Linked DNA regions of Homo sapiens: region 2 is linked to region 1. Evidence: chromatin contacts called from ENCODE Hi-C or POLR2A ChIA-PET data. All regions are on one chromosome and are shown on one strand. Each heading gives the region's core, a stretch centred on a gene start or an enhancer-like site at or near the end of the contact. The rest is flanking DNA. Distances are from core to core; before and after follow the strand shown.

Region 1 (6,909 bases), core at 2,040-4,539:
AGGAATATCGGTGGGCAGATGTTGGATAACAACAAAAATGGATGTCCGGAAATGCAGAGTAAAGCTGTTGCTCAAAAATAAAAACAATATCCACCCTTGTAAGGAGTGTATGTGCTCTTTCTGCCTTTTCTTGGTTCTGATTTTTTTCTTCCTTTCCCTTTAATTACCCTTATTGTATTGCATTCCTTGAATGGCAGGTAATGTGAGATTTGGAAAGGATAAATGACTTGCTTGATGTCTCTGAGCTAGTAAGTAGTACAGCCAGGTTTTGAATGTATATCTTTTCACTTTAATTTCAGTTGTCTTGTCTTTCCCTCTGTATTGATGCAATACAAAGTGGAGAGTGACAAATATCAAGAAAGTTACAAGAAAACTGCTCTACTTGATCTAAAGAGGAGTATTTCTTCAGGTTTGAAGACATTTGTTGGTCTAAGTAATTAACAATAAATATGTTTTCTTTGCTAAAGGGAGAGTGCATCCACTCTCTTTTGTAAACCAGCTAACCCACCAGCAGGGAATGTCCTATCATTACCAGGAAGGTGCCATGAATAAGAAGAGTGGTTTCTTCAGTATTTTTTTCCCTGGTGAGTTCTGAGGATCTTAGGTCTATGTTCAGGCTATTCCTCTCTTTTGAAAAGACCTATCCTATCATCCAAATGCATCAGAATTTAATTTTCTTGCCTTTATAAAAAGTGTTTTCTGGGGGAAACTACATTTTTTTTTATAAAAAATTTGGATAATACAAAAATAAAATATAATGAAAACAAAAGTACACTCAGAACTCCACTGTTATATTTTACATGTATGTGTACATATTTTCTTTTTTGAAAATTGAGATTATATGATATCCTTCTTTTACATGACATAATTTTGTGAGCTCATGACACATGAAACTTTTGATACTTGGATTCTTAATAACTATTTACTTTGCACTTATTTGGGCTCACAACTGTGCATCAAAACCCCTTCCTGTCCTCCAGGAACTACCTTCTCCACTTTTAGTCTATGTAGGGAGGAGGAAGGGCAAGAAGCCAGGAATCAAGAAATCAAGAGAGCAACCCTGCGAACCATGACTTCAAAGTGATGATTCTTGTCCTACGTTAAAGATACCAAGGAGTCCAAAACACTTCTTTCTCTATTTTTTGAAGAGTATGAACATGTGACTTAGTTTTTGCATGGAACCATATCTAAAGCAACACAGTTCTGCAGAGTACAGCTAATTTTTTTTTAAAGAATTCATTATTTACAACAGTCTCTTCATTAAACAGGATCCAATTCCTAAGCCACATGGGCAGATCTCACTTGTCTCCTCTTTTCCGTCCTCCAGCCTCTGGAAGCCACAGTGAACCATCTAGGTCACTTATCAACCCACAGCTCCCTGCTTTCTTTTCCCTTCCCTCCTCTGTTATTTCTTTTATTGTTTGGGCCACTTCGCGTCTTTTCTAGAAAGTAAGAATACTTCCTCTTTAGGAGGGGTAGGAAGAGTTAAATTGTGGACATTTAGCATTCTCCTCAAATAGCAGGGGGAGAGAGATGCTGTGGACACTTACCCCATCATCTTTTATAGCCCTTTTCCGTGTCTTGCATCTCTGTTCCCCTGAAGTGACCGGCACTGGCACGACCACCTGGAAGGACCTGGGGGAAATTCTTCCTGAATAGAAGTGACCCTGAGAAACCAGGCAGCAAGGCTGATTCTGGGCCATGGCCCCAGGCTACGCATGGGCCAGCTTGGGCTGGGAGGACAACAGCAGCGGTTGTTCCTGAGTTGCCCTCCATGCCTTTTCACATCACCCCACCATCCACCCCAGGGGTAGCCTCCAAAAAGGGACTGAGATCACATTCCCCTGCCAAAGCACGGAAGCTCTGTCCTCTTGGGTAACAGGCCCCAGGACTGTGGACTGGCAGGAGATGGGTGTGGGATTAAGGAGAATGAGGTTGGTCTCTGAGTTTACATCCTAGATCTCTTTGCAGGGTTCTGCTTTCCTTGAGAGTTAGAAAAGAGCCAGAGCATATATGTGAGAAGCAAAATGGCTGGAAAGCTGTGGGCCTTGAGTATTTATTTATTCATCCCAGATTCTTTCAATATACATTCACAAGAGGGTGAGGGTGATACCTAGGTGTTCAGGCTCTAGAGTCGAGCAGACCTAAATTTGAAGCCTGTTTCCGCCACCGATGAACTAGGCAAGCAACTTTACCCCTTTAGACCCCAGCTTTTTTATGGGTAAACTTGGGCAACCTCCTCAGCAGATTATTATGAGGATTAAGAGAAAATTGAAAAGTGCATGTGGAGCATTAGTTCAGTGCCCGCTACATTGGTCTTGACGGGTGGCTGGTATTACTGTTCTTGAAAACGTCCTCCAAGAAGGCTGTGACGGAAACAAGGCTAAGTCAGATACAGATCCTGCCCAAGGTAGCTTATGATGGGCAATCCTAACACCAGAAATGATGGGAGCCAGGAGAGAAGATTAGGACGAAAGGGGCATGAAACAAACAGAATCAAAGGTTCAAAAAAGGATCGGCAGAAAGGATTGTTTAACATGGTGGGGCTGAAAGTGAAAGCTGAATTGAACAGAATATAACAGTGGGGTCTGACAGAGCCTGGGCATAGTGTCTAAAGGTGGGAAAGAGGAGCAACAGGATACATTAAAAGCACAGTAGGTGAGCAGACTCGTCACCGGGTTGACAAGAGTGAGAAGGTAAGCAAAGGAGAAAGCAGACTGGGATCGATAAATAAGCAACAAACGTAGTGATAAAGACGACCCTACCAGTCCAGACACTAAGAGGCAGCCTGTCACAGAGGCTGGAATTGGGCTTGCAGTTTAAGATCACAAAAAGAAAAATGTATGCAGATGTTTGCAGATTTTTCTGATGCTTTGATCGTTTTCCTATCACAACACTCAGAAATCCATCCTGGATTTATCCTCAGGAAAGACATCTGAGAGCCCCTCTCACGCCTTGTCACTGCCTTGGAAGATTTCATAGTCAAGTTCTCAGAGATGGGATAAGTGGTTAAGAGAGTGATCAGCACAAGTTGCTGAGTTCTGGAGACCCTGATTGGAGCAGATGCCGGCTGCGTGAACTATGTCTAGACATGGAAATTGTGCTCTTAATCTCTCAATCCTGCTTTCTCTACATTCTCTGACAACGCGCCTGTTTCTGTAAACATTCTCACCACGGGAGTGGAGCTGGAAACACATGTGCAATCAGCAGCCACAGCAGCTACAAAGGGGGTTATGAAATCCGCGCAAAAATAGCCTGCTTGCCCCATAGGCATGCAAAGCAGCCAACTAGCCAGGGAGAACGTGTCAGGCGGCAGATTTCGCTCAGTGTTTCAAGAGGCTTCCAGTGACCTGTCATACTTAGGGGCAAAGGAGCTTAGTGCTGGACAGAAACACCCGGAGGGGCTCTGGGCCTGCGGACAGAGCCTCCTGTGCAGCTGTGAGCGACAAGACCTCCTCCCAGGGAGGCAGTACAACTTCCAAGAGATGCCAGCCTCCTGTCCTACCTGCCCCGCAACTCCTCAGCCCTGGTTTAAACTTTTACTTGAGCCGGGCACGGTGGCTCATACCTGTAATCCCAGCACTTTGGGAGGCCAAGGCGGGAGGATCACTTGAGGCCAGGAGTTTGAGACTGGCCTGGGCAACATGCTGAGACCTCGTCTCTACCAAAAAATACAAAAATTAGCCAGGTATGGTGGCACAGGCCTGTAGTCCTAGCTGCTCAGGAGGCTGAGGCGGGAGGATTGCTTGAGCCCAGGAGTTCCAGACTGAACCCTGGATGACAGAGAGTGAGGCCTTGTTTCTGAAAAAACTTCTATTTGAGTTAAAACTTTGAGGTCACGTAATGTTACTGGAGGCAAGAATCTAAAAAGCCTGGCTCCTGCCCTTGGAACTTAATGCATCAGCTGGCTGGCCCTTTGCAGGGTTGGGATGGTGCATCTCTATAGAGTGAGGGAGTGGGAGGGAAAAGCACTTTGGCTGGGATGCTGGGCGCAGGGCTGGCAGATATGTGTTCACCATCTGCAAGGTGAAGGGGTGAGAAATGAGACTTGCTGTGAACAGGGGGGTGCACTGGGTGTCTTCTTTCACCTCCAGCTCCTCCTGCTGCATGACGTTTAGCCCAGTCACTTTGGGCCTCTTGCTTCAGCTTCACTACTGAGTGGGAAGGTGCTCTCTCCCCTGTATTTCACTCCTAAAGAAAGAGGAAAGGATCACCAGTCAGGTGACTGGCCATCACCTCGTCACGTGTCCTTGAAGTTGGAATCTCAGTCAACTCAGAGAAATGATTACATTACTGAGTGCCGTCGCAGAGGTCCTGGGGATATTTTTGTCAATAGAGCCCTTTGTGACTGAAGAGACAGGGTGGGTCATCTACATTCTGTTGGGGAAGACCATGGGGCTAGAAGTCAGCAGATCCAGGCTCTGAGCCAGCTCTGTCGGGTTACTTTCTGTGTTACTGAATGTCTCTGCTTTCCTCAGTTGAACAAAGCAAAGATCTGTAGCCCAAGAAAGGCCACTGGGCAATTGTAATGGCTAGGCTAGGGCAACAGAATGTGCTGAGGGCAGCGTGGAAATGGTGGCCAAGGCACTAAAGACCAGCTTTCTCTTTCATGGGAGCCTGAAATGAACCCTCTGCCACCTCCCTTCCCCACCCATAGATTCCTTTCCCATTTACAGGCAGCTAGGTTGGCCTTGGCCTGGACTGGGTTTCTGTTTTGTCAAACTAACAGGTTTCTGCTGGGAGGAGGGCACTGGCGGAAGTAGCATAACTTATCTTTGGTTTAGGGGTGGAACTTCGGTTGTTTCTCCAGGCACGTCATGTCTTGGCTTGGACCATCCCTTGCTAAAGCACTGTGCTTCACATCCTTTTACGGGAAGTACACGACCTTCCATCTCCCCGCAGGTGTGGGCTGGACCCACAGGACCCAGGCAAAGCCTTTTAGGTGGGTATCCTATTCAGAGGGCCAGCCAGGGACCCCATTGGCCTATTCCTCATAGTCCACACCTGTTTCCAAGGGGCCTCTTTGAACTCAATGACTTTCACTCTTTCTTTTGGAGTCATTTTAGGACAAAGGGAAATGAAATCCTGGTCCTTCAGTGACTTGAGCCATATCTTAAAATTGGGGTTGGGAGGGAACAGAATGGCTCCCCCAAGTCCTGCTCTGGGAGTCAGTTGTTGCCTAGGCTGGGACTCTGAGCTAGTACCCATCATACACAGCATTCCGATTTCTCCCTGTAGCATCCTGAATCTGTATATGCTTTGGGAGCCTGGGGTGGGGAGAGGCCAACCCCTGTCCCTCCATCACACTGTACTTCAGAGAAACCTGTGGAAGATAAAACTACCATTGTGGCTCCTTCCAAGGAGCTTTGGTAAAAAGGAAAGGTATCTGTTTCTGTAGGGATAACACTGAAGTGGAGTGTTGGAAACTCATGTTTCCAGAAAGCTTGAAGGTTTTGACCACCCCAGATGCTTTCTTCATGTTTCACACCAGGCAGCTTGGGCGTGGAGAGCTGCCTCCACCAACTTGGCTGAGAAGCCCTGGCAGCTGCTCAGGCTGAAAATAGTAGGTGCTTCGCATTTTCATCGCAGCCTGAGCAGGGCCTCACGTACACACACCTTGGCACGCAAATGTGGGCGCAGAGATTGTTCCAGGCATCGGGGCCGTGTTCACACATGGCTGTGAGGTGAAGCTGGAAATAGGCTCTGGTAGCCAAGGAAGCAAAGGAGCTGAGGGCCTCTACCATGTGGGGCTGCCATCTCCTTCCTGCAAGCAGCACGGAAAAGGACCTGCCTGAGCCTCAGTGGCCAAGTGTCTTCACCCCTGTAGCCCAGGACAGGCTTTAGAAAAAATGAAAAACAGGTTCATGATGGTTATTTTATGCAAAACCTTTGGAATTCTTCCTTTATCTCCAAATACAAATATTTAAAGTGTTTAAATCACTACAAGAAAATAAAAATCTAAAAGCAATCTGTTAAATAGACTGGGGATGTTGGTAGGGAAAGCAATAGGATCTCCTCTCTGCTCTTGGTGCTTGGGGCACCTCTCTCTTGCTTTTCTCTCACTTCTTGGCTGCCATTTCCCAGGGCCCTGTCCTGGGCTCATCCTGGCATTGATCAATGGCTCTGAAAACATAGGACAACGTAGCTTCAGATATTTAAAGCAGGTATAAGATGTGCCGGAGAGTATCTACAGCATCCATCTCTCTCTCTCTCTCTTTCTCTCTCTCTCTCTCTATCTCCATCCATCCATCTACCCATCCACCTCTTCCTCCCTGTATACTTTCCTTGAGAAAATAGACTCTATTAGAAAGTTGATTTCGTGCAATGCTCTAAGACAGTTATTTTTTATTTATTTTCATTTTCCCCATCATGTTCCTCAGCCAGGAGTTTCAGTGAGCTAGTCGAAAGTGCACCAGCCTTGATGAGAGATGGGCTTAGCTTTGAATCCAGGCATGCTATATGTAGCTGCAGAGTGTTGGATAATTCACCTAAATTCTCTGAACTTTGTAAACTGAGAGTAACTACTTTGCAAGCCTTCTGTGAGGTCCCAGGGGGACAGTGTGTACAAAGCACCAGGAACATATTAGCACCCAGTGAGAGGTGACTGCACCATTTCCTTCATGTTGTAGCATTTTTGAGACTCCTAGTGAAAAGAAAACATCACAGATGTACAGAGAAAGGACTGGCCCAGGCACAGCACACACCATCAGCTCATCATGCCCAACCAGTTTGACCTTGGGTCACTAGCAAAATGCCTCTGTAGAAGGGTGCATGTGGAATGGAGCTGGGCTACGGTGCCATTCACTTCTTATGCCTTTTTTTTTTTTTTTTTTTTTTTTTTTTTTTTTTTTTGGTGAGATGGAGTCTGGCTCTGTCACCCAGGCTGGAGTACAGTGGCGTGATCTTGGC
Region 2 (6,909 bases), core at 1,823-4,322, 370 kb before region 1:
ACAGGTGTGAGCCACTGCGCCCGGCCTGTCCATTATATTTTGTAATAGGCTATAGTTGGAGGAAAGCCATCAATTGTTGTAAGTGGTTGCTGTACTTTGCAACTTAGCACCTTGCTGAACTTTGAGTTTGAATAGTTTTTCAGGTGATTCTCTTGGGTTTTCCTCTCCTCCCCTGCAGGCAGCGCTTCTCCATTGGTGTCTGGGTTGTTGCACTTCCCTGTTTCTCCATGAACACACTCATCTTTGTTGCCTCTTCCTCCCTCCTTTTTTGCTTTAGACCTTTGCATTTTCCAAGTTTCAGTGTTTCAGCCTTGTACTCAACACACAGTCTCTTCTTCAGAGAGTTCATCTACTTTTTAAAAAAAGTTTCAGCCTCAATGTTAATGACTCCCAAGTCTATTTTGAGCCTTGACTTTAATTTTGAATGTCCAAAAGCATAATAGATTTTCCAAGGATCTCGCAAAATCTTATCTCAAATGCATGAACTAGCTACTTTAGGATTCCTCTATTCCAGTTGTAGTTTCCACTCCCTATCTGTGTAGGTTTAAAAAATTTTAAATTTATTTGATTCTCTATTCTTTGTTTCTTGTTTTCACTTAATCATCAAGTCTTTATTTTATTTATTCCTTTAATCCTTTATTTATTTATTTACTTACCTATTTTTGAGACACAGTTTCCCTCTGTTGCCCAGGCTGGAGTGCAGTGGCGCGATCTTGGCTCACTGCAACCTCTGCCTCCTAGGTTCAAGCGATTCTCTAGCAACAGCCTCCCAACTAGCTGGGATTACAGGCATCCACCACCATTCCTGGGTAATTTATGTATTTTTAGTGGAGACAGGGCTTCACCATATTGGCCAGGCTGATCTTGAACTCTTGACCTCAAGTGATCCTCCAGCCTCGGCCTCCCAGTTGGGATTACAGGCGTGAGCCACCACACCCAGCCTCTTCTTCCTTTAAAATGTTCCAAGGCTGGGCGCGGTAGCTCACACCTGTAATCCCAGCACTTTGGGGGGCCAAGGCAGGCAGATCACCTGATGTCAGGAATTCAAGACCAGCCTGGCCAGCATGGCGGAACCCTGTCTCTACTAAAAATACAAAAATTAGGCCAGACGCAGTGGCTCATGCCTGTAATCCCAGCACTTTGGGAGGCCGAGGTGGGCGGATCACCTGTGGTCAGGAGTTCAAGACCAGCCTGCTGCACTTCACTCCAGCCTGGGCGACAGAGTCAGACTCTAGCTCAAAAAAAAAAAGAAAAAAAAATTAGTCAGGCGTGGTGGCAGGCGCCTCTAATCCCACCTACTCAGGAGGCTGAGGCAGGAGAATCACTTGAACCCGGGAGGCGGAGGTTGCATTGAGCTGAGATCACGCCACTGCACTCCAGCCTGGGCAACAAGAGCAAAACTCCATCTCAAAAAATAATAAAAATAGAATAAAATATAATGTTCCATACTCATCTACTTTTTCATCTAGTCAAACACGGTGTCCAGGTTATGTTCATCCCTTGTGGACCATCACAACCATCTTCCAACTGGTTTTCTTGCTCCTAACCTCCCCTCCATTCACAGCTTCATCTATTCATCATGAATTGAGTTCCTCCTGTGTGCCAGGTGCAATTTACAGATCAGTGACAGGGGCTCTGCTCTCAATGAGTTGAGATGAACAGGGAAAACAGGTAAACCAACAACCCCAATATTGTGGTTGGCGTGTGCCATGGCACAAATATAACAGCAGGTGCCACCAGAGTATAGAAGAGAAGGATTAGGGACAGCTTTCAAGAAGAGAGAATGTTTGAGCCAAGTCTTACAGGATTAGTATGAATTGGCCAGGAATTCAGCCCTGTGAGGCTAACTTTCTTTGACCAAACTCTGAGAATTTTTTTTCTCTGAATGCAAATTTTCCGTGTATATATTTTCAAGACAGAGTCTTGCTCTGTTGAGCAGGCTGGAGTGCAGTGGTGCAGTCATGGCTCACTGCAGCCTCTACCTCCCAGGCTCAAGCAATCCTCCCTCTCAGCTTCCCAAGTAGCTGGGACTATAGGTGTGCCCACCATGCCTTGCTAATTAAAAAACAATTTTTTTTTTTTTTTTAGAGACAAGGGTTCACTATGTTGCCCAGGCTGGTCTCAAATTCCTGGGCTCAAGCAATCCTCCCACCTGGGCTTCCCAAACTGCTGGGATTACAGGTGTGAGGCACCATGCCTGGTCCCATATCTTACTTTTCTTTTAAAGCAGACTTTAAGGCTCTTAAAATGCTATTTTCACATTTTAATAATCATAATTCAAGGACAGAATTAAGTTTTAAGCTAACAAATGACTATATTTATTAAGAAACTGAATCTCAGGCATAAATTTGCTAAATGTTTTTCCCTGCAACACCTGTATAGTCATATCCCAAATACTATACTAAACAGATTGTTATGTAGCCTTTTTGAGACCAGCAGGGTTCTCATAGATTGCGATGCAGTCCTAGCCCATTCAGGCACAGACTTGGAATCTGAGAAAGTCAGGTTTATTAACCCGTTGCAATGAGGTAGACTGTACACCAGAGGACCAAAGGACAGTTTTTTGTTTGTTTTTCTGTGTGTGTGTTTTATTTTATTTATTTATTTTTTTTTGAGAGGGAGTTTTGCTCTTGTCCAGGCTAGAGTGCAGTGGCATGATCTGGGCTCACTCCAATCTCCGCTTCCCAGGTTCAAATGATTCTCCTGCCTCAGCCTCCCAGTAGCTGGGATAACAGACGCCTGCCACCACGCCTTGCTAATTTTTGTATTTTTAGTAGAGACGGGTCCAGGCTGGTCTAGAACTCCCGACCTCAAGTGATCCGCCTGCCTCAGCCTCCCAAAGTGCTGGGATTACAGGCATGAGCCACCACGCCTGCCCTCAAAGGACAGTTTATGTAGGATTTGGGGGAAGGGTGGAGATAAACTTTCAATGAAGCAGTGTTTTGACAACTCAAAGCAAAACAGGGCTTGTGTAAAAAAATCAATGTCAGGCCTGAACTGCAAAATGCCCTTAGAGTGCTGTTTCCTTGGAAACTGCAAAGTTTAGATGAGGAATGCTGTGTACACAGATCCCCATTCGGAAGCCTTAGACTTGGGTTGTCAATTAAGGCTGCTTCTCTGTATTAAGGTGACTTAGAGTCACCTGGCCAAGAGTGGAATATTTCATTCTTACTGATAGAATTTCATACAGCAAAGTTTCTGATACTCTGTGATTTCAAAGAACAAAGGATTTCAGTAAGAGAGCAGTGGTCATTCAAAGAAGACAATACTTTACAGCTGTAATGTGTCATTGGGAGAGACGCTTTCTTCTTAATTTTGTAGATGCCTTTATGTGTGTCTGTTATCCTAATCTGGGCAGCACAGAGTTTTAACTTTCTCAGTCCTACCAATTTTTCATCAGTGCTCATGTTACAATAAAGCAGGATCTGTAGATGAAACCAAAGCTGCCTGAGTGAAGCCTGTGGCTGGTTGGCCTCTGTTGCTGGCATGGGCTGCTTGCCTTGCAGGGGTAATGGAATTGTGCGTAATGCTTACGTATCTGGGCTGTGAGCTTCTTGCGACCCGGGCCTTTGAAAGATTCCATTTGTTCTACCAGTTCCCGGAACACACTGTTGAGACAACTCAGAGATGAGTCATCGGGGTTGCTCCCAAGTTTTTACTGATCTGCAACTCTCAACGGATCCAAGATGGGGGTAGTGAGCGCCACCTGTCTCCTGACCAACTTGTCCTCACAATCCCAAGGGCTGTAAAGGCGCTAATGACTCTGGTTGTTGCTTGATTAGCAAATAATCATTTGCATATGTGTCAAAATCGGCTAACTTGAGCCTTCACGCAGAGCCTTAAGCCACGCTGTGAGCTACTTGCAGAATCTCTGGCCCCGCCTTCAAAAGCAAGGCCTCTCCTTTAGTGATGGAGGAAGCACTAATGCTTCCTCTTTGCACAAGCTCTGATGGGAAAATGTGATAATGCTCTTCCAGAACATCCTTAAATAAAATGCAAACAGGTAAGCAATAGTCATGAATTTCTCAACATTAGCACTTACAGAATCCAAAAGAAGTAATCTCATGTTTAAATGAATTCTTAACATCTTAGACCACCTTGGTGTGTAATTCCTCTGTGCTGACGTAGAAGTAGCTAACATTAATGACTTTAAAGGCTCCCAAACGAAGTGGCTTTTCCTGTCCCCTGTTCTTGTGTTTTTGTTTGTTTGTTTTGTTTTTGAGACAGTTTCCCTCTGTTGTCCAGGCTGGAGTGCAGTCACCTGATCTTGGCTCACTGCACCATCCGCCTCCCAGGTTCAAGTGATTCTCCTGCCTCAGCCTCCTGAGTAGCTGGGGTTACAGGTGCGTGCCATCACACAGGCTAATTTTTGTATTATTAGTAGAGACGGGTTTTCTCCATGTTGGCCAGGCTGGTCTCCAACTCCTGGCCTCAAGTGATCGGCCTGCCTTGGCCTCCTACTGCTGATTACAGGCGTGAGCCAACGCGCTAGGCTCTGTTCCTGGGTCTGTAAATTGCCAAACAGGTGGGAGTTCCCCAGGGTTCCCATGCATGTGCAGAAATGCCAGGTTTTGCAGGGCTTTAGGGACTAGGGCCAGAGTAATCTTTCTTCTTTTACTGAGTAACCTGCTTTATAAAGTAACTTCGGCTTTTTTTTTTTTTGAGATGGAGTTTCACTTATTGTCGCCCAGGCTGAAGTGCAATGGCATGATCTCAGCTCACTGCAACCTCTGCCTCCCAGGTTCAAGAGATTCTCCTGCCTCAGCCTCCCAAGTAGCTGAGATTACAGGCATTAGCCACCACACCTGGCTAATTTTTGTATTTTTAGAAGAGATGGGGTTTCGCCATGTTGGCCAGGCTGGTCTTGAACTCCTGACCTCAGGTGATCTGCCCGCCTCGGCCTCCCAAGGCACTGGGATTACAGGCATGAGTCACCGTGCCTGGCCAACTTTGGCTTTTAAGTGTTTAGCTTTTGGTTCAGAATTACTTTATTGAATAAAATATAGTGGTCCCTGCTTATTAGTCCCTGCTTCCCCCTTTTCTTCTTTTTTACCTAATAAAACCCTGCTTTACTCATCCTTCAGACCATCTACGAGCCTCAGTTGTCTTGGCCATGGGATGGACAAGGACCCCATCTTTAGCTGAACTAAGGAAAAGTTCTGCAACACAAGGCTGCCAAGATGGCTTTCCTTTTTTTTTTTTTTTTTTTTTTTTGAGATGAAGTCTCGCTTTGTCGCCCAGGCTGGAGTACACTGGTGTGATCTCAGCTCACTGCAACTTCCGCCTCCTGGGTTCCAGCGATTCTCCTGTCTCAGCCTCCCAAGTAACTGGAATTACAGGTGTGCATTACCACGCCTGGCTAATTTTTGTATTTTTAGTAGAGACGGGGTTTTGCCACATTGGCCAGGCTGGTCTGGAACACCTGACCACAGGTGACCCACCCTCCTCAGCCTCCCAAAGTGCTGGGATTACAGGCATGAGCCACTGCACCGGGCAAGACAGCTTTCCTCTATATGACATGTGATAAATAATTCCTAGGGAGGATCACAGTCTGTCAAAATATATCATGTGCCTTCGTAGAGATTCCCAGAGAGCATTACACGGATGACACAGACTTGCGTGAAATGTGCCTTCCCCAGTGTGTTTTGTTTTTGTTTTTTTGAGACGGGGTCTTGTTTTGTTGCCCAGGCTGGGGAGCAATGGTACAGTCAGAGCTCACTGCCACCTCAAATTCCCTGGCTCACGGAATCCTCTTGCTTCAGCCTCCTGGGTAGCTGGGACTACAGACGTGTACCACCACACCTGGCTAATTTTTTTTTTTTTTTTTTGTACATACTGTGTTTCGTCATGTTGCCCAGGCTAGTCTCAAACTCCTGGGCTCAAGCAATCTTCCTGCTTTGGCTTCCCAAAGTGCTGAGATTACAGGCATTAGCCACAGTGCCTGGCTCCACTGTGTTTTGAATATGTGAAAGTTGTCAGAATCAAAATGGAGCTGCTAATATTGACTGGGTGCAGTGGCTCATGCCTGTAATCCTAGCACTTTGGGAGGCCAAGGCGGGCGGATCACTTGAGGTCAGGAGTTTGAGACTAGCCTGACCAGTATGGTGAAACCCTGTCTCTACTAAAAATACAAAAAAAAAAAAAAGAAAAAAATTAGCTGGGCGTGTTGGTGGGCACCTATAATCCCAGCAACGCAGGAGGCTGAAGCAGGAGAATCACTTGAACCCGGAAGGCAGAGGTTGCAGTGAGCTGAGATCGTGCCACTGCACTACAGCCTGGATGACAGAGTGAGACCCTGTCTCAAAAACAAAACAAAACAAAAAACAAAAAAAAAAAATGGACTCACTAATATTAAAACAAAAACAAAACCTCTGACAAACAGAGCTGGGGAAGGCCAGGAAGAGAAATTCTCATGTTCCTACGCCTAATAACAAAATCTATCACAGAAGACTGCAAAAGTCCGGGCGCGGTGGCTCACACCTGTAATCCCAACACTTTGGGAGACTGAGGCGGGTGGATCACAAGGTCAGGAATTCAAGACCAGCCTGGCCAAGATGGTGAAAGCTCATCTCTACTAAAAATAAAAAAATTAGCCGGGTGCAGTGGCAGGCAGCTGTAATCCCAGCTACTCCGGAGGCTGAGGCAGGAGAATTGCTTGAACTCAGGGGGTGGAGGTTGCAGTGAGCCAAGATCACGCCACTGCACTCCAGCCTGGGTGTCAGAGTGAGACTCCGTCTCAAAAAAAAAAAAAAAAAAAAAAAGACTGCAAAAACCACAATGTTGCACAAAGGCCATCACAACCTTACACACAAAATACTTCTGCAAGGACATCTGCCCAGCAACTGCCTGTTCAACCTTGAAGTGGTATCACCCTTGTTATTGGTCTTTGTAGGCAAGGATAATTATCTT

Evidence for each region. A loop is a pair of places that touch in the nucleus more often than their neighbours do. ChIA-PET counts read pairs that join two places held with the same protein, here RNA polymerase II (POLR2A). Pooled maps may share reads with other maps.
Region 2: a loop to region 1 is called in a map of gastrocnemius medialis, with 6 times the contacts of the local background. The contact joins two enhancer-like sites. A Hi-C loop is called at or near these places in 1 of 168 maps with a recorded cell type or tissue (gastrocnemius medialis) and 1 of 50 pooled maps. POLR2A ChIA-PET finds 5 or more read pairs at or near these places in 1 of 52 experiments (WTC11).

Annotation. Positions count from the first base shown.
Region 1 is chr14:34,127,536-34,134,444 of GRCh38, reverse strand. All of the region lies in intron 2 of LOC102724945 (a long non-coding RNA gene), which reads left to right. Among named protein-coding and RNA genes, the nearest start is that of EGLN3-AS1, 91 kb to the right of the region's middle. Within about 2 kb of position 3,289, at least 6 of the 41 ENCODE cell types and tissues checked have a DNase peak (open chromatin) inside an H3K27ac peak, as active enhancers do; they include gastrocnemius medialis, where a contact is called at or near this core.
Region 2 is chr14:34,493,799-34,500,707 of GRCh38, reverse strand. No RefSeq gene overlaps it. Among named protein-coding and RNA genes, the nearest start is that of SPTSSA, 35 kb to the right of the region's middle. RefSeq lists a silencer at 1,640-1,739 and enhancers at 2,973-4,172, 3,543-4,231, 4,232-4,921. Within about 2 kb of position 3,072, at least 26 of the 41 ENCODE cell types and tissues checked have a DNase peak (open chromatin) inside an H3K27ac peak, as active enhancers do; they include gastrocnemius medialis, where a contact is called at or near this core.